Regions from separate parts of the Mus musculus genome. Here all the other regions are linked to region 3. A link is a loop called in an ENCODE intact Hi-C map of the cell type or tissue named here. Cell type or tissue: left cerebral cortex. All regions are shown on one strand.

The links. Peaks named below come from ENCODE experiments on the same cell type or tissue, not always from the same donor. Only the 100,000 strongest peaks of a DNase experiment are listed, where the experiment ranks them.
Region 1: it touches region 3 in a loop (2.1-fold over the local background); 9 of 42 quality-filtered maps call a loop at or near these places.
Region 2: it touches region 3 in a loop (4-fold over the local background); 31 of 42 quality-filtered maps call a loop at or near these places.
Region 4: it touches region 3 in a loop (3-fold over the local background); 3 of 42 quality-filtered maps call a loop at or near these places.
Region 5: a loop joins it to region 3, with 2.5 times the contacts of the local background. A loop is called at or near these places in 20 of 42 quality-filtered maps.

What each region holds. Positions count from the first base shown.
Region 1 is chr3:103,911,823-103,916,822 of GRCm38, forward strand. Ptpn22 (protein tyrosine phosphatase, non-receptor type 22 (lymphoid)) reads left to right here. Exons shown (of 21, transcript NM_008979.2): 21 at 154-430. The coding sequence ends at 218. It overlaps Rsbn1 (rosbin, round spermatid basic protein 1), which reads left to right and starts at 2,298. Exons shown (of 8, transcript NM_001356556.1): 1 at 2,298-3,331. The coding sequence starts at 2,629. In left cerebral cortex, CTCF peaks have their summits at 1,594 and 2,442; DNase peaks (open chromatin) are centred at 2,603, 3,267, 3,497, 3,976 and 1 more place; H3K4me3 peaks cover 3,290 bases; H3K27ac peaks cover 1,978 bases.
Region 2 is chr3:104,017,763-104,022,762 of GRCm38, forward strand. Magi3 (membrane associated guanylate kinase, WW and PDZ domain containing 3) reads right to left here. Exons shown (of 21, transcript NM_001159354.1): 17 at 4,013-4,115; 18 at 3,175-3,301; 19 at 2,516-2,659. Among named protein-coding and RNA genes, the nearest start is that of Phtf1os, 52 kb to the left of the region's middle. In left cerebral cortex, a CTCF peak has its summit at 1,884 (motif pointing right); a DNase peak (open chromatin) is centred at 1,954.
Region 3 is chr3:104,439,900-104,444,899 of GRCm38, forward strand. No RefSeq gene overlaps it. Among named protein-coding and RNA genes, the nearest start is that of Gm38412, 33 kb to the left of the region's middle. In left cerebral cortex, CTCF peaks have their summits at 2,322 (motif pointing left) and 2,523; a DNase peak (open chromatin) is centred at 2,297; H3K4me3 peaks cover 397 bases; H3K27ac peaks cover 422 bases.
Region 4 is chr3:103,965,600-103,970,599 of GRCm38, forward strand. Rsbn1 (rosbin, round spermatid basic protein 1) reads left to right here. Exons shown (of 8, transcript NM_001356556.1): 8 at 1-1,037. It overlaps Phtf1 (putative homeodomain transcription factor 1), which reads left to right and starts at 2,659. Exons shown (of 19, transcript NM_013629.2): 1 at 2,659-3,188; 2 at 3,456-3,531; 3 at 4,155-4,211. The coding sequence starts at 3,487. Phtf1os (putative homeodomain transcription factor 1, opposite strand) reads right to left here and starts at 2,717. Exons shown (of 1, transcript NR_030676.1): 1 at 1-2,717. In left cerebral cortex, no CTCF peak of the experiment used is centred here; DNase peaks (open chromatin) are centred at 2,746, 2,981 and 3,294; H3K4me3 peaks cover 2,206 bases; H3K27ac peaks cover 1,705 bases.
Region 5 is chr3:104,102,175-104,107,174 of GRCm38, forward strand. Magi3 (membrane associated guanylate kinase, WW and PDZ domain containing 3) reads right to left here. Exons shown (of 21, transcript NM_001159354.1): 2 at 3,557-3,673. Among named protein-coding and RNA genes, the nearest start is that of Magi3, 120 kb to the right of the region's middle. In left cerebral cortex, a CTCF peak has its summit at 2,973 (motif pointing left); a DNase peak (open chromatin) is centred at 2,967.

The DNA of each region.
Region 1 (5,000 bases), 530 kb before region 3:
CATTTAAACTTTAATTACTAAAATGCCTCCACAATCTATTACTAAATTGATCAAAAAGGGTGCTTAAAATTTTAATGTTATACTCTAAAATTCAAGTATTAATTTCTGTGTATAAAAATACCCATCTTCATTCAGTTTTATTTTTGTCCTCAGGTTTCGGAAATCGTTTTTCAAAACCCAAAGGACCAAGGAACCCGCCATCAGCTTGGAATATGTAACGCACCTCTGGATTTATAAGAATATTTGTTAAAATTGTACCTGCAGATAAAGCTACTTGAATACTGCTATAATAATAATATCAGTAATGAGGATATATTTTGTCAATAGTCTTGAAAAGGAAAGCAATATGTGACAAACTTCCAGCAAACTTGTATTTTCATATTCCTTATATTTCACTGGGAACTGCCAATAAAGTTTGTACTTCAGTTTATGCTTCAAAGTGTATTTACTTTTCACGTTTGAAAGTTATTATATTTTACTTTCTTTCTATATATGAATTTTCTTTAAATATAAATTTTTATTTTGAGATGATGTCTCCTCCTCCATAGCCTTTGGAGGGCTGTGGTAACAAGCACACAAGTCCAGCATAAACATTAATTTCAATAGAATTGTAAGAATTTGATCATAACGTTCTCTTTAAAATATTTTTATGTATACAAGTGTTTTTGCCTGCATGTATGTACAGCACCTGTGTGTAGTGCCCATCGAGGCCAGAAGAGAGAACCAAATCCCTTGAATTGGAATAACAGGTTGTGACTTGCTACGTGGGTTCTAAACCAGGGTCCTCTGCAAAAGTAGTTAAACGCACTTAATTCACCATCTGAGTTGTCTCTCCGACCCTTCAACTAAATTTATACACTGCCTTAATATTAAAAATAACTTTAAAAAATAGATTTTGCTATGCAGCCCTAGGCTGGCCTCAAACTATTGATCCTTCTCCAAGCTGCAGACCGCTGCTATTGCAAGCGTGCTCCATCACGACTGACTAAAGGTTTTAGTTAGAAAACAAAGCACTCCTTCCTTTGTGCTTGCAGTACTGCTTGTGAAAATGACTAAATGTCTAAACGGAGTGTATCTCCTCAATTTCCCCAATTGTTGCGTAAAAGAAGGAAAGATGATGTACAAATAACGGCAGTGATCACTTCTGTATTGCTATGAGGTGTCCAACTGTATGTATGTTTACCCAGTTATTCACTTACCAATTCAAGAAAAAAAAATCAACAGCGGTTACTTTTTGTTAGCACTTTAACTTTCTTTTTTGATAGTGTGTTCTTCATAGAAAAGGCCCTATAGATAAACGTGTCCACATAAAACGAATTTATGTTCACAACCATTTAAAGGTACTGGTGATTTGAAAATGTATTTCTATATGACTATGGATTCTTCTAAGTAAATTATATTTCAAATCTAGTTTTATACAGTAAATAATTTAATGGCTCTTTATTATTGTAAAGGGTTGGCTTTACTTTCCCTATCAGTTTAATATTTTTACTTATGAAAATACAGCCTAGCAACAGTATTATTTGCGCTTTAATACTTTTTGTTGGGAAACCCAAATGCTAGGGCAAATTGACCTGTATTGTTACTTGTTTATTGTAGTACAATGTATACCCAGTAGGTGTTCAAGAACTTCTCTATTTTAAACGATAACTTTTATTACAGAAGTTCACTCAGCCTAAGTTACTTCTCTGGGAACTAGTGGTGTTAAACCACAGTGTCTTTTATATGCCTAGTACATCATTGTAGTCGGTTATTTCCAAATAGCTTTCTCAAGGACTTAAATGCAATTCTAGGTAAAAAGCTAAAGTAATGAAACTCAAAACGGATTTCTGAGTAAACACCATCTCCTGGCGAACAGTGTCAGGTTGACAGCGCTTTTCACATTTGCAAATTTATATGTATGGGTTGAAAAAAAATTAAAAATTTCTATCGAGACATTTTTTTTTGTTGTTAACTATAGCTGTATGTTCAACAAAAATGCTGGATTCTACCTTTCCAAGAATTGGAGGGAAAAGTGACTCTGGCAAGGCGGAGCTGCGCTCAGGGAACGCCTAAGGCAACATTTGCACCTGCCTTGAGCCTGCAGCGGTCGCCACAGCAGTGCTATAGGAAATGCTTCAAAAAAATTTTTTTTTTCTTTTCTGAATAGCAGCTTTACAATGTTCTACAGCGAAACCGTCGTTTTACATATTCCGAAATTCTTTTCCTCCTGGTTTGTCAAGGGTAAACTGGAGATTCTTTTACCTCACAAAGGCTATGGGGAGAAATACGAAATTGAAAAGTCACTATGGAGACCACCTCCGGGCAAGATGAAGGAGGAACACTGGAAGTGGAGCGCCTGAACACACGGCGAGACTCTGAAAGCTATTAACATTGTTTGGGCGGTTAGGGCGGTTGGCGGCAACTCGCCGGAGGGCGGCAGTTGCGTGGCACCCCGAAGCGTGCCTAGGCGCACGCTCCCCTCCGCTCCTCCACTCAGAGAGCAAAGTGGGGGCGGAGGGGGAGGGGGAAGAACGCGAAGGGCGGTGGAACTACAACTCCCGCAAGGCCTTGCGCGTCCAGGGTGCTTTACAATAGAAGCTCGGTTGGCGAGGTCTGCGGAGAGGTGTCGGAACTGCCGTTTCCGGCATGTTCAGGTCTACGAGAACGACCGATCAGTGGAGGGTGGGGGAGAGACTCCAATGCCCAGCGGGCCATGCGCGGGCAGCGCTTGCGCGAACCGCGGACGGGGGGGCGGTCGGGCCATTTAAATGTGTGTTTGTGGGTGAAATGGCTGCGCAGGTCGGAGCGGTTCGCGTAGTACGGGCGGTGGCGGCGCAGGAGGAGCCGGACAAAGAAGGGAAGGAGAAACCCCATGTTGGGGTTTCGCCGCGGGGAGTGAAGCGGCAGCGCCGGGCGAGCAGCGGGGGTTCTCAGGAGAAGCGGGGGCGGCCGAGCCAGGACCCCCCTCTCGCTCCCCCTCATCGGCGGCGTCGTAGCCGCCAACATCCCGGGCCGCTGCCTCCAACGAATGCCGCCCCAACCGTCCCGGGCCCTGTTGAACCTCTGCTCCTGCCGCCTCCGCCGCCACCGTCGCTGGCACCCGCCGGGCCCACTGTCGCTGCCCCGCTCCCGGCCCCGGGCACCTCGGCCCTCTTCACCTTCTCGCCTCTGACGGTGAGCGCGGCCGGGCCCAAGCATAAGGGCCACAAGGAGCGGCACAAGCACCATCACCACCGCGGCTCCGATGGTGACCCCGGCGCCTGCGTTCCGGGCGATCTCAAGCACAAGGACAAGCAGGAAAACGGCGAAAGGAGCGGAGGGGTGCCTCTGATCAAGGCCCCCAAGAGAGGTGAGAGCAGGCGAACCGCTGGGGCTCGGGCTGTAGGTCTCAGTGCCCATATCCCGCCCCTTTAGGACTGAAAGACGCCGCTCTACTCCCCTGAGCCCACTGGAGTGGACTCGGGATTGCAGGCGGTTGCCACAGTTTGACCTACTTGAGGCTTCTCTCTGAGGCCGAGCTGTCAGTTTCCATCCCTGTTTGCAGTTCCCCCGGAGCCTTTGCAACATTTATTTTCAAATTCGGCAGGGTTTCCGCGCCGCGCAGTGCTTGGCATCGGATTAGTAGGTGGGGTACTAAAACCTCCCTTTCTGAAGTAAAGGCTTGTCACTGAAAGTCCCTTCTTGTTCTCTTGCTTGGAAATCTTTAGTTTTTCTCATTCCTGGCACCAGCATATTTACAGGTTTGACTCTGGGCTCTGAGTTTGAATTCTTAAAGAGGTTACACAACTACTGGTTGCCTTAGCTTCGGCGAGGTTAAAAAAATCATTTACGGTGTTTATTTTTCAGCTAGACGTAGTAAAAATAGTTTTTTAAAAAAAAATATTAGCCCTTTTAATTGTTAGTATGGTTTAGGATTGGTTCGAGGAAGGTTTTATCACCCTCTGAGTCTAGGAAGTATACCAACCGTATCTCTGAAGGGAAGGAAGCGTGCAGTAGGATGCAGATGCAGATGTAGATTCTAGTTTCATTTCATTTTGCCAGAGCACTGTTTGAGAATCTCTGCAATTCCAGCAGTCTTTAAAGGTTTTTCACATAGAAAAAGTAGGACTAAGAGTGCTTTTGAGATGAATTAGGTTGGCCAAAATTGGTGTCTTCTATTGCCAGATACTTGTAGCATGTATTTATATTCTTTATGGAAGAAATGAAGCAGGGTTTTGGTTATGCCATATTTATACTTTGTATATATTTATAACTTATAATAGTCATAATCAGTAAATACTAACACACTAATGTGTTCGAATACTGGGTAATTCCAGTTATTAACATGTTAGTCTTTGATTCTAAAATTTCGAGTGTCTTGGATTTTTCCCATATATTTACTCACAATGCTAACCAGTTTGTGTGTGTGTGTGTGTGTGTGTGTGTGTGTATGTTTAGGTGAAATAATAGGTTTTCACTTTTCCACTGGACAGAACTGCATCTATATTTTTCTTTGGTGGTATCCAGATACCATCTTTAGGAGTATAACTGTGGCAAACTGACTGGTATGCCAGTTTTCAAAATAATTGCATATTGGAGTAGCTTATATTTTTACCCTTTTTCCTCATACTCCCTGGTGTGTGTCCATACACAGCCACAGGGACATTTCAATAATCATTTTCTTTAAATTTGTGCTGTAGGAGAGAATACTAGTGTCCTTGGCATAAAGCTGAGACTCCTAAATGCTAGTTAAAGCTTTATCACTATTGGCAGTCTGCTTGGCTTTCTTTCCCTTGCTTCCTTTTCTCCACTCCTTTGCCTTGACAATTCTCATTCCAGAGGCAGTCAGTAAGCTGACTAGAAATGATCTGAGATCTCTCAGTTCCCCTTTATGGGGGAGGGTGGTGCTGACACGTGTAGTAATTCACAGTGTGCGCCCCGGAAGACTGTACAGGCCCCGTGTTCTTTTAAAATCAAAACCAATTCTGTAATGCTGATGAATAGAATTTTCTCAGATGATGCAAATATTCTATATCTAT
Region 2 (5,000 bases), 420 kb before region 3:
TATCTTAGTGACAGCTGATGGGAACACAATGCATGATTTTATTTACTTGATAAAAATTCTGCATGAGCAAGTTTTATGTGGCTACCAGTCAGTATCTGAGCATTTGAAATCAAGCATTAAATTCACATTTTCCCACATCTGTAAGGCCCTGAGACTGATCCCTAGTATTGTAAAATAAATAAATAATAAAAAATCTAGGTTTTTGTTTTTGTTTATTTGTTTTTTTTTCCCAAAAGTTAAGCCCTAGAAAAGATGACATTTATGAATAGCCCTAAGTAACCCTGCAGAGTGGCACCTACGTAACAATCTGTAAGGGTGCTTTCAAGCAAGAGCTAATCCTGACTTAGTTTTCTAAAGCTGGTGCAGATGGCTGCTCGTCACTGAAGCTTTCCCGAGACAGTGGCCATCTTTTGTATTGCCAGCATATCCTATACATGAGTGAGGCTTTAGCTAAATGATATAACTTAGAGATTAAATTTTAAAGAAAAAAAATACATTAATATGAACACTTATTTAAACCAATTATTGGATTGTATATAGTAACAAATATAAAATCATTTTCCTGGAAAACAGAAAGCTAGGACTTGGAATAAGATACCACAGTGCTGTTGTCATTTACCAGAAGTGTCTATTTTAAAGGAAAATAAAAAATATGCTGAAATCTAACAGTAAGAAACGTGAATAAAGATGTTGGTTTTGAGATCCGTATCAAGGTGACATGTAACTGAGGGTATTTATTGACTTCAAACAGTGAGATATTACTGAATATTAAAACCCCAAATATTTGTAAGATACTCAGATAATGTGTACGTAATGTGACAGCAGAGACTCAGTAAGGAGATGATGGGGATGGGCCGGAGAGACTGCTCAGCAATTACATCACTGCTGCTTTTCCAGAGGACCTGGGTTCAATTTCCAGCACCTACATAGCAGCTCACAGCCTTCTTTAATGCCAGTTCCTGAGGACCAGACACATCTTTCTGGCCTCTGTGGGCCAGATAAATACGTACATGTGTATGTACATACATACATACATACATACATACATACATACATACATTTGGGCAAAACACCATAAAACACAAAAATCCAACCCCCCCCCCCATATCAAAACTAATGCTTTCTATCTATTGACGAGACAGGAAGCTGTACTGTGGGGTCCAGGTATGTGGCTTTACTTTTTTCTAGATCAGCAGTCTCTCATTTTCTTCACCTGTTATATGAAAACCAGAGTCCTACCTCCTAGGGTTGTGGGAGAGTCAGTGCTATGCAATATGACTACACACCAGCCACAGATAAGTGCTGGTTGGAAATACTGTTGGAAACAATCTTTTATGCCAGATGTTGGGGTTCTGTTGTTTTAAAAGTGAGCTCCCATCTCGTAGGCATTCTCTGTCTCCCTGCCATAGGACTAGAGTTCTCCACCATCTAGACTGTCCTGGCCTGGGATTTCTTCACAGGATCCAGACGTGTAAGAATTACATTTCTTCTCTTTATAGATTTCCCAGTCTCAGGTATTCAGTAATGGTAACAAGCAGACAAAAACAATTATGTAAAGTGAAAAAAAAAACAAGCAGAGTAAGACAATAAAGATTACAGGTCAGGAGATAGTAAGAAAGGTAATTAACAAAGCCCTTATTGTCCAAAATAAGTGGGAAAAAAGCCCCTTTGGTAGGTGATAAAAGAATCATTTCCCTGAGGAATTATGAACAACAAAGTAGGAAAGTAATTCCGACAGAAATGAAAATCAGTGTGAGCATGGCTGGTTCATCCTGGGAGAGAGAGCATAGTTTCAGTCACACTCTTTCTCTTATAGCCACAAACCTATATATTTTAATATAAATACAATGTAAATAAAACATGTAATTGAACAGGCTCGCCACCAGGTGTCATTTTTACCTTTAAAATAAAATGGGAAGGCAAGGGAAGTGGAACTTTGGGTTTCTGTTAGGCTGGCAGGGCTCTGTAGAAACCAAAGGGAACACTTCTCTCGGCAGAGGCAAGGGACCATTTTTGCTGTGATTTTCAGTTACTATAACAATGTTAATAAAACGGTAAAAATATGTTTGAAAAGTTGAGCACTAGTGTTGTAAGGTTGAGAAAGTCTGTGACGGAACAGCACAGAGTGAACGCTCGTCTTTCTAATAACTGTAACGGGTGGCAGGGCCAGAGGCTTCTGCCTCTGTAGGGATCTAAGTAGAAAACCTCCCTGGGCTTATTATGTCTTAGAAGAAAATGTAAAATAAAAGTCGTTTTATCCTGCTGTCTCAGGACCTGTACTAAGATGGAAGAGATTTGATTTACCGACCCATCGGCCCTGCACTGACTGCTCTTCTGGACACAGAGAAGCCATCAGGCTCTGAACCCTGGCTAGCTGGGGAAGCACAATGGTGGCATGCGGCTGCAGAAACCCGTTTCCTGTGTAAGGGGTTTCTGCATTCCCTCTAAAGCAGTTCCTTCTAGAACTTTCCAGCCTAGAGGCAGAAGCAGAGGTTGCAAACAAAGGTCAACTCACGTGAATCCTGCCGTCTTTGATGGCGGGCCCGTCCTCGGCCAGGCGCAGGATGAACAGCCCCATGTTGTACTCCTTCCCTCCGCGGAGGCTGAACCCAAAGCCTCGAGGGCCTCTCTCCAGCTCCACAGGGTAACAGCCAAGGCTCTGGGGGAAGGAAGCATCATGACAGAGTGCTCTCACGCACTGCTTCTGATGTGTCCTGAAGAGAATCTGCTTTATAGCTGAGGGAAATAGTGTATACTCTTGATACAGTTCTAAGTGGCAAGAAAGGAATGCTAGCTGGGGCTGCTACTTAACTGTCATAAATTCAAATAGATTCATTTGAAGATTATGCCTTCTTATAGTCAGTCAATGTTCAGCAGAACAATTAAGAGAACAGAATTTTTGAAAGTACCCACTTTACGGAGATTTTTTACAAATTTTCCTGAAAAGCAAGCAAAAGCTCCCCCCATTTAATTAGCTACAACTATGCACTTGTGCATACTTAACCTCGATTCTGACTTCTCTGTTTGTATGGTGTAGTGAATGACAACCACATTACCAGTCCTGTAAAAATTAGTAATTTTGGAAGCAAATGTATCCGAACAGATTCGCAACAAAACACCAATGTTCAGTGATTCAGCAACCCAAAAAATCAACATCAGGGTGTCTGTGTTTACCTGATTGTGCCGACTGCCCACAACTGAAATCACTGCAGTGTCAGGCTGTGCAAGGTGCTTATGGTCAGACCAGGAATGTCTGTAAGAACTGCAGACATCTCTCCCAATTTCACCTTCTAGGGCAATTCTGTGAGAGAAACCAAGTTATGTTCTGCACTGAGAAAATGAGAAACAGTCTGAAAAGAAAAGCAGATCAACTCCTCTCAAGGCTGAGCCTTACCATCCTCTATCCTGACAAGCTGCTGTAAACAGACTATCTCTAGAACCCGAATTGCTAGGAAAAAAGACTGCTCCTTCTCTCCAGGGTCGGTTAAACACTGAACCCCATCCCCTTCCTTCAGTGGAATTTAATGGAGTTGCTCTCAAAGAAAGCTGCACTCAAAAATAACTGAACTGGGGGCAGACACTGTGACCTTGTCACCATGAGAAATGGACCTTCCGAAGCCCCAAGGCCTGGGAAGATGCTGAATTTCTGGGAACCTAGTTTTCTTTTATGAATAATATTTTTAACAGAGGAAAAATATCTTCAAATTACTGCCCAAGTGTAAGGCAGTTTGAGAAGACTGACTCAGGTGGGGCTGGGCTCCCCTACTAAAGTCTTACCAGAGAAGTAGGCTAGGTGCTGCCTCAGGGCTGCCTATCACCTTTGTGCCTAGCATGGAGGCTGGGAAGTGGGGTGAGGGTGTGAAAGGGCGGCAGGCACTGGGAAGGACCGCGAGGATGAGATACCCAACAGCTTTCTTCCAGACTTGGCTATCTGGCTTGTGCATTACTGCCTGGGAGTGGGATAGTGAAAAGCAGGAAGATGAGAAAACCCAAAACCTGAGAATAGCCACACCTGTCCCCAGGTATGTGGTTGGCTTGTGCTTGTCCCATGGGCCTGTGCTGTAGTGCTGGGCTCTGCCTGGCTGAGTTTGTTCCTGATGGTGGACCATGATGCTCTGTTTAAGTGAAAAAACAACAGAAATCAGAATCTGTACATGAAAACATGAAGACCAAGTGGATCTTAAAGTAAACAACAGTGATGGTTACAGTTCCCATCTTTAGGGCTTCCACAGAACTGCACTGTTATTTTTTGGAATTGGAACAGTGATACTCTCCTCCTCTGGCTTTAAGTAACATTTATGTTTTAAGAGAACAGCAGCCATTTTTTATTTCACATTTTCACCCCTGTCTTTTCCATACCGTGGAAACCAGAACCACACACGTCAGTCATATCTGTGTAGAGGACAGAGCTCGAGGCTACTCAGTTCTAGGTCTCCAGAGCACAGACGGTTTTCCTTCCTGACAGTTCTAAGTCTCAGGATGTTGGAGCACGAGGCCACCCTGCAAACTGTACACATCTGGAACTTGCATTTCTACAGAGGAAGTTATTCTGCCTGGCACTTAGCATCAAAGATCACAAAGTCATCCAGAGAGTTGTGTGTGTGTGTGTGTGAGTGTGAATGATTGGACTGTAAAACCCATTCAGCAAGAGGGAAAGGAAACCATGCGTTGTACTAGAAACCTAGCTAACTACTCTGTGCTATTGAAGTCAGGGTTATTAAGAAGAATCTACAGTCATTGATTTACTAAATCAGAACAATCACCAACAATCATCTAAACATTTGTCCTTATACCCACAGATAAATATAGTCTTTACACCTCATCAAAGAAATGTCTCTTTGCAACAAATGGAGGCCACTACAACCACAGTAAACCACAATCAATCAAAATGCAGAGCTGTGGAGCCCAGCACCTGTGGATGCATCTACAAAACATCCTCTCACCAAAGACTCAGAGAACATTGTGGAAAGGGGGTGGAGAGTTTGTAAGATCCAGAGGAT
Region 3 (5,000 bases):
ACCAAACCAAAACAAAACAAAAGCACCTACCCTAAAGGGCTGAAAGTGGCTCAGTTGGTAAGAGTGCTGGCCTAACTAACATGCACAATGTCCTGGGTTCGATCCTCAGCACCACATAAAACAAGTGTGGAGCCTGCAGAGCTAGAATCTCAGTACTGGGAAGTGAAGGCGGGAAGATCAGGTCAAGGTCATCTTGAGCTACATAGCAAGTTCCCCACCCACCTGAGCTATATAAACCAGGACGGGGGTGGGGTGGGGTGGGGAGAGCATTCTGAAGCCCGTTCTCTCCAGCTCTGTTTTCTCCTCCTCAGTCCTGCACATAGACCCAGTGAGCCGGCTGGTCTTGAGCCATAAGGAAAGGTACCTAAGAGGCTATGAAACAAATGATGAACTCCTCCACAGAACATGACTCCTGGGCAGGCAGCAACTGGAGACCCTGAACAGAGGCAAGGTTTTCAACCTGGCCTGAGCGATGGAACCCTGAGCGATGGAAAACGATGCTTCTGGCTGATAGCACGAAGCTATGGTTTCTTCTCTCCTACCCACCCCTTTCTGTTGCAGGCTGATCACATTTCCTTGGTGATTTCCATGCTTAGTCAGAAGACTTAAGGGATAGCTCTGCATTCCACAGGCTCTTGTCCAGATAACCTACTCTGTACTAATTAGTGTGATCATCCGCAAGGTCCCTTCCTTCCTGTCTGCCTCGAGTTTGTACGGAACAACTGCCATACACTATAGTAACTCCGCTGGACCCCTGGAGAGGCTGAAGATGAAGATGCCAGTGCCTCTGTCAGAAAAACAACACAAAACCCATCTGTTTCTAGTGGTTTCCTCTCTCACTTAGACCATGAGAACGTTGTAACTGAATGGGAGAGAGCCAAGAGTCTGGCAGCTGATCTGAGGGAATCTTACACAATTTTGATGAGACCCCCCCACACCCACCCCAGTGTGAACCAAACCAGTTCTCCAGTACAGGATAACTAGAGAGAGACAGCTGAGACATGGGGAGGGGCCTCAGTGGTCGCCTGCGCGCACACACACATTTGTCTGTGTATCAGCTCCTAAAATTGTAGTTAATACTGTTGTTATCATATTACCACTCAAACAGATATGAAGCAGGCATAAAGGGGCTAAATGACCCATGCAGCACCAGCCAGCAAGTAAAAGGTAGAGTTGGGACTGGAACCGAGTTAGTCAGTCTGCCTCAAGTCCCAAATGCCTGAAGCACGCACATTCAAACAAAAACCAAGGAAAGGGCTGGCCGGATATCCAATGGGGGCAGAATAGGTAAAAGCTACAAGGACACTCCCTGCCCCAGGGCATTCTCAGTGAGGAAAGGCGGCTTTTGATAAGTCAGAATGCCTATCCACCCCATGCTTTAAACGAGCTCTCATACACACCATTCATTCTGTTTCGACCATATTGTCACTTGTCCCCTTATAGACAGGTACTCCAGGGCCGAACCTGGAGAAGTTTCATAGTGTCTGCCAAGCACCGAGACTGGGTCCCCGGGTTTCTGCGTGCCGCTGTTCTTCTCCCTTTAGACATTAACTGCTGTAACTAGTGCTTCGCGGTGGCTCTAGTATCTGGGGTCCTGACCTCTAGAATGCAGTCCTGGGACACACTGCTCTTCCACCCAGCTTCCGTCTGTAAATATTTCTTCATGCTGGAAATGGTTCTGAGCACTCCTCAGTGCCAAGCTCTCGAACCACCAAGTTGAATTCAATGTTTGCCCAAGCCGCTCAGTATTTGCTAGTGGTGACAAGCATGGGAGGGACCTTCTCCGTGGACTGAGGGATGGCCCCAAACCTGCTCCTTTACCCTGGAAGTGGGAGCTGCAAATGAGATCACACAGGACAATCAATTTGTAAAAAAGCATAAGGTGAGAATGGGGTGTGGAGAGAGGGTGAGAAGAGGAGGGGGAAGGGAAACGATTCAAGGAAGAGAGAGGACACGGGCAAGACTGCAGCCTTGGATCAAAATGAAGACCTCTGAGGGCCAAGCTGCGAGCTCATCCTGGGCTAGGAGCCCAGAACAAGACTCCGGCCTCCGAGGACAAAGCCTGGAGCTCTGGCCTCTCCCTCCCAACAGGCCAAGCTGCCCTGGGCTTCATCCTGGCAGCGTTCTAGAACTTTTGAGCCATGCACCGCCCCGTACAGATTTTGAGTTACAGCCTGAGCCATGACAAAGGCCAGGCCTCTCGCCATTGTGCAACCGGAGAAGCCGGATTTCCTGTGAATCCCCTTACGTAAGGGTATCCCTGAGCAATGGTGGCCTGGGTAGCGCCCTCTGCCGCCATTCTCTGTGCTGAAGCGCCACCTGGAGGCCAGTTCTCGTTCAAACCGCTGTGTAGTAGAGCCTCCACAGAAGGAAACAAGAAGATGCCTTGGAACAAAAAGGCGCCTTTTGAAAGAGCCTCAACAGTTTCTTCACCCGCCCTTTATCTATTGCTGATGGGGTATTCAAGAGTTAAATGACAGGCTTCTTAAAGGGACAGGATTAGAGCCACAGTGATCTTGTCACTGCCTTTCTTAAATTCTAATATCTGGATCTGAAGAGCACACGTGAGGGGAAAACTGCAGTTTGCCCTGCATCTCGGATTCCAACCTCTTCATCCCCCTACTGCAAAATTCAGGTTAGACTAACTTGTGTAGAGAGCTTGGCAGTGAGCCGGCCCCTTCTCGGGAGAGCCTGGGATGCTGCAGAGGTTTTTTAATCAGCTGCCTGGCCCTGGGCATGAACACACACCCTGGATTACTCAACAAGTAGCTGGGGGCTGGGGGGGGGGGGGGGGCGGGGACTACAAAAATAATTGTTTAAATTGAGCTCCAAGTTATTTTAGCCTGAAGAAATTCTAAGCTAGATGGACCCAGGAAATAGGGAGTATTCAACATAAAGAAAAGGGGACCAGGCTTCCAAACTGAGAAAGGTTTTGTCTTGTTTTGCCTTTTTTGTTTTTTGGTTTTTTTTTTTGTTTTGTTTTGTTTGTTTTTTGTTTTGGGTAGGGAGGCAAGTAACCAAGCAAGCAAAACAACACAGAGAAAGGGGGGGCTTTCTTTTTCAGAATTTTATACTTATTCTTTTGGTAGGCCAGCAGTTTAGCTTCCTACAAGGACAAAAGACCCTGACATCTCAAGCAAATCCTTATCAGAAAGTGGAAAATGCTAGAGTTATCAGGAATATTCCATATCAAACCATATTACAGCATCATGGTAACAAAAACAGCATGTTACTAGCTCAAAAAGTGGCCCTGGCAATCAAGGGGCTCAAACAGAGGTCCCAGAAGTCACCCCACAAAGCTACAGTTCTCTATCTTTGGACAAAGGTATCAAAAACATACACTGGAGGAAAGAGACCTCTAAACACCTGTGCTGAGAAAACGATTTCCACAAGGAGAGGAAAGACTAAGACCCCCGTCTCCAACCCTGTGCAAAATCAACTCAAAGTGGATCTTAGAGCCAGACCTGAAGCAAAACACTTCAGGACACAGGCATAGAAGAAACTTTCTCAACAGTGCTCCAACTGTACAGCACACATTGCCAACAACCAACAACTAGACGTATAGGAAACTAAGACGTTCCTGTCCAGCAAAGAAAACAAGCACCAGCGCCTAGAGAATGGTAAGAAAATCTTTGCCTGCTACACATCTTTATATATACAGAACTGGGCAAATTAAACACCAGGAAAACAGATCACCCAGCAGAAAACAAGCTAACCGACTGGGCAGACAGTTCTCAAAGAAGGCATACAGATGGGTGATACCCAAGCACAACCAGAGAACAAGCCATGAACCAAGGCAAGCTCTGGTTATCAGAGCAGCAGTATGCAGTGCCTGGGTGCCCACAAAGGTGCCCACATCTTAATGCAGTCGCTGCTGTTACTCTCCAGACCAACAGTTCCAACAAGAGTCATGGTTGAACTTATTATAAGATAAAACGGTCACCCACCCACCTGGGGAACAACATGTAGCCTACTGGTTGGGTGAAGAACACAAAGAAAACAATGTCATTTATCCACGAACCCTCTCCCCTCCAAAATTAGACTTACAAAAGCTGAGCTAGGGTATAGTAGCACATGATTGTAAGCCTGAGGAGGGAAAATTGTGAATGCAAGGCAACCTGGACTGCTAAGATCCTACTAGACAAACACACAAACAAACCAACAAAATGCCAATGTGTTTGCTATCCTAGTAGAAATGAGTTCATTGGTGTCCACAGTGACCTTGTAGAATGAGGGTTATCATTACTGTCCTGCAGAAAAGAAAACAAAGGTTAAAAGAAATTTAGTAATTTAGCCTAAAATACCAGTAGCCATGATGTGAACTCAAGCATTCTGGCTCCAGAATATCTGTGGTCTTCCAAGATGCCACCTTGGAACAAAGCCAGCATGCTACGTACTGAAGAGAATATTCTGAGAAGCAGTTCAGTTTGCCACGGAGCACTGCGGGAGTTCATATGCAGTCATGGGGGCTGGACTACATAGGGGAATGTCTGGGCTAAAGAGGATCTTCAGTCAGAAATGATGCCCACTGGTAGTCTCAACACACATTGCATTTTGTAGAGGGCTCAAAAAGTCTCAACCCTTCACTTCCCATATCCTCATTTAAAGCAGCTGAGATCTCTGTCCTCTTTAAAATTCCATATGTGCATTTGTAATTATTGTTCTTTAAAAGAGCCTTTCCAGGGAGTTAAGAACCACTGGAAAAAACTGGGAGGAGGAGGGAGGACAGGACAAAACATTAGACGGGACAAGGACATTAGAGACTAAGTTGAGAATGGCTCAGTGTGCTTGAGACGATCTATAGGACTCCAAAGCTGAAAGGGTTCCTAAGTCAGGATGCGTGCCTGCTTCTTAAATATCAAGGGTGCCACCCAGACTCTCCAGTCAACAGCTTACCAAGATCGCAGTATGTGGGTCTATGTCAGAACCTCAGTCCCACTGACTCGTGGGCCAGTGCACTCTTTATTTCTTGAAGAGTGTCTTGTTTCCAAGCCAAATCC
Region 4 (5,000 bases), 470 kb before region 3:
GAAAAGAGCTTATTTTAAATAATTTGCTAAACTTTAGGAAATGATATATCAGTCTTAACAGGCATAAAGATCTCACCTAATGACTTGAGAAACTTTTGCTTAGTGCTTTTTTTCCCCTGTATAAATATTGTCTAGAAGGAAAGTTAATATAGGAACAAGACTCCAAAATCCACGAAAATATGTTCCTAGTGAATATATCCTTTATCATTAATATTAGCCCATTATATTTTCATCTGTATTTGCCTTTTAAATTTATTTGCATCTATTAAAGATAATTAGGATTACTGAGTTTGTGTTTTTCTAATAAATCTGTTTCATCCTTTCAGTAGCACATGCCAGAGGCTCACATTTGTGCTAAGTTTCATGTTTCAAGACAGTCTGTAGCCGTATTTACTGGTCATGCAAGTAGAGGAGATACACATCACCAGTGTTTTTCTTAAGTGCATAAAGGACTTATCCTCGTCCTGGAAGTCTGTTGCTTTAAAAGCAAGTATCCATAAACATTATGGCCTTCCATTTAAAAAATCTCCATACATTTTTTAGGATCCACTTGTGCATGTAGTTGAGACCACCGTCTCTTAAAATATAGCACTTTTCAATTCTCTCTAAAGAAATACTTATGTAATACTATCACACGTTGTAAATTTTCATGTAATAGTGTTTTCTGTGACTAAACTTCATTTTGATTGGCAGCTAAGACTTTTTTTCCTGTGGCTTTAATTTATCTAAGAGGTCTTTGCATATAGATGAAATGTTTAATTTGCCTGGCGGACTATTTGCGTTTGTGTGGCCTTAGTTTGTTTATTGACATTAACAAGTGTTTTAAAAGGTTTTTAATGGATAGTCTTAAATCTCAAATTTGTGTGAATAATAATTCTTTTAACACAGTGCTTTTTTGTAGCTGTCTGAGTGTGTTAAATTGTTAAGCTATTTCTTTGTAAAGTAGGACAATGGAATGCATAGGTTTCTTTTTTTTCCTGTAAAGTATTTTTTTAATAAACAAAGTCTGATTTGTCCTTTACTGATGTTTCAAAATGAATAGCACATGGGAGTTGTCATTGCTGGCACCCTGTTTGTCGAGTACTAGTCTTCTCCACACACACATGCATCCATCTACTCACCTTCTTTTTGCCATTTTAGTTTTAAGCTTTAGAAGAAAATCATGGACTTTTCTTTGCCAAAGAAAAAGTCAGAGATACCCAGACTGAGGTACAACTAGTTTTGAAGAAAAATGAAGCTTTTATTTGTGATAGTTGTCCTTATTGCTGCTTAAAATTGGTTACCTGCATTTAGAGCAGCCGTAGGCTTGTGACGATGCATGGCATAATAATGAAGATGCTTACTTTTCAGATGTGGATGGAGTATGGGAGACAAGAGAATCCCTTTCCTCATTAAGTTTTGTGTGAACTCTGTAGTTGAAGTGCCTGTCCTGACAGCATTTAGGTCTTAGAAGGGTCTCAGTATTTCATCAGTTCTCATAGATAGGAGGGGGTTAATTATCTCCACAACACTGGTGAGAAAACAGACTTGTTAAGTCAATTTCCTAAAATGACAGTTCATTACTGGGAGCTGGGGCCTGAATGTTTTTTGGGGGGTTCAAAGCTTGGCCTTACACAGCAGCATCCTAATAAAACACTGAAAATTTTTACCAGGGTTCCTGAAAAATAATTTGCAGCTGTACCACCAATTCTATTCCTCAAAGTACAGCCACAGCCCAGAAAACCTCTCGTGTGTTTGGCAATGAAGCCAAATGCTTTTGTTATTAGTGTTAAATTTAGGTCTTAACAGTAATTTTTTGAGGTCATTTACCAAAATGAGTTGGTTGTTGCCTTGAGCTCCACTGTCCAGCAGCACTGAAGGGGCTGTTAAGGCTCAACAGCTTTTTATTTAACCCTGAACAGTTAAGGGGTATACAGTGGGGATCACTGCCAATGGGTGAGGCAATTTTTAAAAATAATTCCTATGGGTGTTAACATTTTAGTCGTTTCACAGTATGGATAACTTTCATTTGATGCTGTTTTAATGGCTGGAGACTGCCTAAGTGGTAACTATTACCCATTTTTAGCCTTACATCAACTAAATGCTTAGTGCCTAGGGCAAGAAAGGACTTAGCTTTTAATAAGTTCAAGACAGTGGCCCCTGGAAACAAACCACTAAGGTGCACACAAATGTGTAGAGACAAGAACAGCTTAGAAACCCTGTGGGTATACATATTTATATTTACATTAGAGTGCAGTTGCCCTTTCTCTGGACCTCTCTTTAAATCACTATAAACAGCCATTTTCTCCGATTTGGGGGAAGTCCCAGTGCAGTCCGAGCCCTGTGCATCCCCTTAGTGTTGTGTGGGCAGCAGAAAGCCTTTGTCCCAGAGCTGCCGAGAGCCGAAGGAGGAACCACTGGGCCACAGGCAGCCTGTCCGCGTTCCAGGCCGCGCAAATTCACCAACATTTGTCCATCCAACAAGAACGGAGAACTCGAGCGAAGGCTCGTGCCCTGCACTAGTCTCGTCCCCCCAAAGGAGACAAGGACATGAAGTAAACACCACGCTAAATGCTACAGACCCGCACAGGAACCTCTGGAACATCGGGACCAGCCTCCCGGGGACCGACGGGTACTGGGAGGGTCGTTTCTGAGGTGACTTTCCGTTAAGCGTCGAGGGTTACACGCGAGGCGGCTGTCGGCTTCTTCCTCCGGGCAGCCAGAGCGGCGGGAAGGCGGCCGGGGGCGGAGCCGGAAGGCGGAAGCGGCCGATCGCATCGAGAGCTTGTGGAGCTGCGGCCCGTCCCTCACGGAGGACGCGCGCCGTTGCTCCGGCCCGGGGCCGTCTGCTGGCTTCCAGCCGGGCACCCAGCCCTTGCGGGTGCCGAGGTGGCTGGCGAAGGCACCCTTCCCGCTTCCTTCTGCTCATTCCCCAGTTGGCTCCTGGCTTCTCCCATGGCCTGTTCTGTGGCCGCCTAGGTCGGGCGTCTGTGGCTGCAGGCTGCGCTCCTCCCGGCGCAGGACGCTGGGCTGCCTCCGGGGCAGGGCTGGCCGCCGCGGTCTCCATGGTAACGGCCAGGCGGACGGCCGGGCCTCTGGGGGAAGATGCGGCCTGCCGGGCCCGCCGCCTCGCCCCCGGCCTCTCGGTCCGGCGGGGGTCACTGAGCAGCGGGGGCCCGGCCGGCAGCCTGCCTGGCAGCGGGCACCAGGTGAGCCGGCCGCGGGGAGGCAGAGGGCGCGGGAGGCCAGCTCGGGTACTTGCTGTCCCCGCATCCATTCTTGTGCTGGGTGGTGCAGAGGCTTCTCGGATGCTGTTTCGCCTATTTCCCCCTCCCCCCACCTCTTTCTGGCGAACACCCTGAGTAAGAGCAGCTAGCTAATGGAGAGACTGAGAGAAGCAGATTTTAAGCCATACCCCCAAACGGGACAATGACCTGAAACAACTGGACTTACCGAGATATTTCCTTCGTTTTCAGTGAGATCCCATTTCTCTGGCTGGAGACACAGATGGCCTCAAATGAGAGAGATGCTATATCATGGTATCAGAAGAAGGTAACAACAGTAGTTTTTGTTTGTAAACCATACTCCCTGCAAAAAACTCCCTTAAAGAATATTGTTAACTTTCCTTAAGTTTGGTAATATCACATGTTCTTATATAACATCTCAACATAATTATAAAAAATGATGTGCAAAGTCATTATAAACACAGTTTTAGGTTCTAGGAAGTGAGCTGTAAGTCACCTTTCTCAAGGCAGCATACACGAACTACTACAATGCTTTGCTTTTGCAAATTATCAGTCTTTTAATTTTTTTTTTTTTTTATAAAGACAAGAATGAAATCCTTATCTGCATGGCTCAGATTGTTACTATCGTCTGATTGAGCTGCTCCTTACCTTTTCTTCCTCTCTGATTCCCATTGATGCTTTCTTCAGGGAGTGGAATTTTAGGTGATCTTTAGTGTAAAATATTTGGAGGGTTGCTTTTTTCACTTTTTAGATTCAGCCTTTTTTTTTTTTTCTTTCTTTTTTTTTAAAACATCCCTGGGGAATATGAACTTAATATGTAAGAAACCCACTTTCCAGATACCATATTTAATAGATTCATGGCCTTGTGAGGTTTGACTTAGATACAAAGATTGCCTTTGCATCATTTAAATAGCCTGCTCCTTGTTTCAGATTGGAGCATATGATCAGCAGATATGGGAAAAGTCAATCGAACAGACTCAGATTAAGGTAAATTGATTTCTTTGATTCTAGCTTTGTTACTGCTTTAAAGAGAAGAGAGGATCACACTTGCATTTATCCACCAAGTATGCATTCTTTTACCCTCCGAGTCTTACAAGGAAGCCGGCAGCGCATGGGTAATGATAGAGGACAGTCGATATGTGGCCTCAGCAGCAAATGTCCCAGGGAAATTGAAGAGTGGCTTCTTATTTCTGGTCAGCTTTTTACCATATGACAGTTCAGATCCAGTTTGCTAGTCTTTTATTGGAGAGAGGCTGAAAATAAACACATTTAACAAAAGAAATATCCACATTTATAAGGGGGTAGTAATCTTCTTCCTCTCTTCTTCTTTTTCTTCTTTTTCTTCTCTGTCTTCTTTGTCCTCTTTCTCCTCCTCCTCATAATCATTATCAACACTATACTATGCAAGCCAAATAAAATTTATATTTGGCCTACATCTAGTCTTTGCCCCCCATAAATACATACATACACACACACACACACATATATGTATGTATATGTGTATATATACACACACAGACACATATGTATATAGTATATATGTTTAACTCCTGGTTTAGAGGCACGTCTTGGTCTTTTAGGTTACCTAAGGGTAAGTTCCCTTAGGATTGAGCACCACTTTCAGTTTCTTCATGTTCACCAAATAACTGAAAACTGCTGTGTAATTTGGAATGCCAGTTGGTTGATTTGTAATAGTAGAGGTGAAGATTAAGTTTTAGTATCTAAGTCATCATATGGGAAAGAGAAACACTGGTGTCTGTACAAATTAGTCATTGA
Region 5 (5,000 bases), 340 kb before region 3:
AACCATTGGGAATGGTTAACTCTATAGTTTCCAAAGAGTTCTCCAGATACTTCAGACTTCTTGAATCTATATTTCTATTATCGCTGCTCAGGGCCGGCCATATTCTGCCCTGCTCTCCTTGATGCTGGGGTATAGAAAATACCTTATAGCACAGTCTCTTCCTCTCTGAAGGACCATGATGCTGTTGAACTATATAGTCCAGCATCTCCCACAAGAATGCCTGTCTGTTTGCACACCATGCTTCGACCTGCCTATACCTCTCTTCTTCTAATGATCTCAGGTTTTAGTCAGTAAATTCCTCTTTGTGGCTTCTGTGTAATTATGGTATGTCTGCATAATGTTTTATGCATTTATATGCTTTCTAGTACAACCAGATATTTAGACTCATTTATACTTTTATTGTCTCAGACCCGTTATCAGAATTTTCTCCACACAGATCTGGAATCTTTTAGTAAGAAGGGTATTTAAAGAACAGATGTGACCATTCAGTTTGCTAAATGCTACTAATGTATCATTGTTTCCAGGTTCAGGAAGGAATTTTTAGACATTTCAGTTTGTAAGCAGGCTAAGAAGTCCTATTAAGATCTGAAAGGCTGCAACTCCTTGCATTCTATGGACTAAAACTATTTAGATTGTAGGTTCTTTCTAGGACAAAATACCAAAGTATGGAGAAATGCAAACCCGAGATAATAAAGCAAACTAAAAGGCAACAAATGAGATGGGGCAGAGGACAGTAAGGAAGACAGTCTTAGAAGTACATCTTTATTTTTCCATAATGTATTTTATCAAGGTAAGAGAGAACTCGACATCTATAAAACTTAAAAGCATTATCCTGAGAAGTACTCGACAGAGTTAGAAGTAGAAACGATAATTAGCTGTGTAGCCTCCTTTATAACTGGTGTCCATTAGCTGAGTGCATTCCTTCCTCATTCCTAACATTTAGCCTTTCTGTTCTCTTGTGAGTTTTGTGGTGGGTAAGTGCATAAAATATATTCCAACAGTGAAAGTGTAAATACAGTTTGGAGCTACACAGCTTCCATTCCAAATGGCTATTCAAACTGTTTAGAAGTTCACTGAAATGTACAGACTCTGGGCCTGGTTAATTTGGGTGAATGATTTGTTTTTCAAGTTTTTTATAATACTCTTTTTTAAGTAGAGAGAAGAGAAAAAAATAATATTAGATGATGAGGAAAGGTGGAATGCAATTAAAAAGACACGTGCATCCTGATGGAGGATGGAAAGCCAATTGTGTTTACAGTTTCAACTCTGTTGTGTTTCTTCCTTTGTGTGGTGGGTCACTGAATACAGCTGCAGTTGAGTAGAAGTGTGTAAACTCTAACAAAGCTCCATGGCTGTAGGATGGCTATCCTAACTGAGCCAAGTTATTGACACACATTAAGTTAGGGACTGGGCAAGTGTTTGAGTGGCTATGTTAATCTGGCTGTATGATATGTTTATTTATGAGTTTTAATAAAGTGATGTTATAAAATAAATAAAATGCTATCCTGAGTTGTTCATCAGACATAATGGTAAGTTAAGTTACTTAAGAGGTAATGAAAATCAGATTGCTATAAAAATCTTTTTAAGCAAGGTTTTGTGCCAGGAACCAATTGGATAACTGCTTGCTATGGTTAACATAGTTGAGGAAAGAAAATAAGATGCCAAATTTAATATCTATCCAAATGAACAAAGTACAAAAGCCACAACCGCTAAAAACTTTTCTTGGGAAACCTAGCATAGAACAAGCTTTGAGCAATCATAATTAGAGAAGAAGAGGAGAAGGAGGACAAGAAGGAGAAGGAAGAATGAAGAAAGAAGAAGAAAGAAAAGAAAAAGAAGGAGGAATAGAAGAAAGCATGGGGATTGGTGGTAAGTCAAGGTTCTAAATTCTGTTATTTCACTCTTTATGTCTATGTAATGCTCTTTGTTGGGAGGGATGGAGGGACACTGAAGGAGAAGGGAAAATAAGCTAAGCAGGGAAAGGACCTAAGTATAGAGGAACTGTAATTTTGAAACCACAATGATTTGGTGAGAGACTGGTCATTATGTAAGAGTAAACAAAGAAAGGCAACCAAGAACTGCAGAATGAAAGGTAGTATCCAAAAGGATCTACAAATAAATTGAAAAGGAAAAGTGTAGTGGTTTGAGTGAGAATGGTCCCATAGGGCGCTGTACTTCACTGCTTGGTGTCCAGCTGGTGGAACTTTAGGGAAGAATTAAGAGGTGTGGCCTTGTTGAGAAAGTGTGTCATAGGGAGGGGGTTTGGTGATTCAAAAAGCCCAGGTTATTCAGACAATTCTTGCGTGCTCTCCCTCTCCCCTTCCCCTCCACCTCTAATTTGTGGATACATATAAGCTCTTAGCTACTGATCCAGCACCATGCCTCCTCCCTCTATGATGGTCACAGACTAACTCTGAAACAGTAAGTAACCCCCAATGAAAAGTTTTCTTGCATAAGTTGCCTTGATCATGTCTCTTCACAGCAGGGAATGTAACTAAGATACTAAATGTAACTAAAAGAATGCATTTATATGTGTTTGTTTGTTTGCTGCTTTTTATTCTTCCCCAGCCCATACTAACTAAAGCCAAAACTCAGTATGTATGATTTCTCAACAACAAAGCCCGCCAGTACATCAATATCCAGATTCTGTACTAAGACCTATAACTAAATAAAAATTCAAAATAGATTATACACAGAAGGAAATACTTGCTTTCCTTTCCTCACTGGGAAAGGGGTAGATTTTATAGTCAGTAATGTTTGAATTACTTGGTTTTAGTGCATAAGGCATTAGCTTTCAAATTTTACTTTTTGGAATAAAATCTAGTTAAGAACAGGTAAACAGGAGCTGTAGCAATGACGAGCATTGGCTGTCCTCCCCTGGATCCAAGTTTGAGCCCCAGCACACACATGACATGCCTAGTTCACAGCCATTTATAATGCTACTCCCAAGAGATCTGATGCCCTCTTCTGGCCTCAGAGGTCACTGCATGCATGTGATGCTCAGACACACATGCAGGAAAAAATTCATGCATATAAAATAATAGAAAATTAAACATTTTCAACAGAACAGGTAAGTACATATTTTTAAATTGTAGTCCTCACTTTGTTAGAAGTCACAATATGGAGGCTTCAATTTTTTTGTACTTAGAACTGAACACATACAAGCTTCAGGAGAATTTTCTTCACATTCAATTTTGTTTCATTCATGTCCCCAACATAATCTTCACAATTTCATACAAAAATACATATTTTTATATTTGTAAGCATGTTCATGTACCTCAATGCAGGAGAATATGAGTACATGTGTGTTGCTTGTGCGTGTGTGTGCATGCATGAGTGTTTGTGTGTTTGTACATGTGCACACAAAAAGTGTGGAAGTCAGAGGACGGCTTGTGGGAGTTTGTTCTCTAGTTCTACTAGGTGGGTTATGAAAAGCATGCTCAGACATGGCAGCCAGTACTTCTACCATTGCTCAAATCTTTTTAAAAAAACACTTCACTAAATTATTTCTAGATATTTAATTAAGTTTCATTTCTCTATGCCAACATGCACTTACATGGGATGGTTCTCAAATAGAGATTATCTCTGATGACTTGCTGTAGTTTGTGGTCAATTGATCCTTTCTGAAACTGAAGACTCAGGTAGTGTCGCAAATCTTTATTTATAACTTTGCCTACAAAAAAGAGAGAGGAAAAAACCCAAAATATATGAGATATTCATTAAAATATATAAAATAGTAATCAAATATTTTTAAATCCTTTGGTTAATAACAGGACATGGAAATCAGTACAAGAAGGTAAATAATACCGAATTACTATAAGTACTATAATTAAAATAAATGACTGTAATATAATTTGGGTATATTTTATGACACAGGAGAACATATAGAACAGAGAATATAATGAACATTCAAAGTAATTTCATTCAGTCTCATGGCTTTAAATAACATCATATCCTAAAAGCTTCAAATTCAGATCATATGTTCATCACTGCTATCTTTATTTAACTCCTACTTCACTCATACATTGCAGATGGCATGTCTGGAGATATCAGATAAGCACTTCAAATATCAGACAGACAAAACAAAACTCTTCCACCATCTACTCCAGTTTTCTCTCTCTTAGAACATAGCAGCACCACAGCTGGAAGAACAATCCCAAATCTAAAAGCCATCCTTGATTTCTCTCCACCTCTGTTTTCTAAGCCTATCAACAATTTTTGTCAGCTTTCAAATCATATACCATTGTCATCTATGGCATTCTAATCTAATCTACCACCATCATTTCTCATCTGGAAACACCCTTCTAATCAGCTTCCCTTTACTCATTGTGTCTCCTTTCTTCCTAGCCCTCACATAGTCACCAGAGTGAGATGTAAAACAGATGAGGTCATTTAGTATGTGTAAAAATGCCCCCATCCCCATGACTTTCTATTGCACTTGAAATAAAATCCAAAACAATGCTCAGGATGCAGCAGACCTTACATGTTCCAGCTTTGGCAAGCTCTAATTCTACTTAATTTATTCTTCACAAAAACAAAAACAAAAACAAAAAAACAAACCCACAACTGGTCCCTGGCAGAACAGTAGTCTACTTGTTGATTCCTAATACAGTGTGAATAAGTAAGACAGTCAAATGTTTTCTGTTATTTCTTTGGAAGTAGGAAATAGGAACAGTAAACAGAAGGTTGCAGAAATCTCAAAGCTATAATTTGCAACAAAGACTTAAGTTTAAATGAAAAAGCAGCGTAAACACTGTTTATTAGACAAGACTGTAGATAATTAGAAAAGATCAAGGCTCAGACAAACATTATCCCACTGCATGTCTAGTGGACTACATTGAGTTTTATTTGGAACAACATATTCACATTAAGGTTTCATAACAAAAGCTTACTATTGATCAGTTTATCCTTTTATCTACTATCCCATAAAACTGCATCTCTAATTTTTTTTGTTCTTTTCTACTACATATAAATACACAGAACCTACACAGCAACATAAC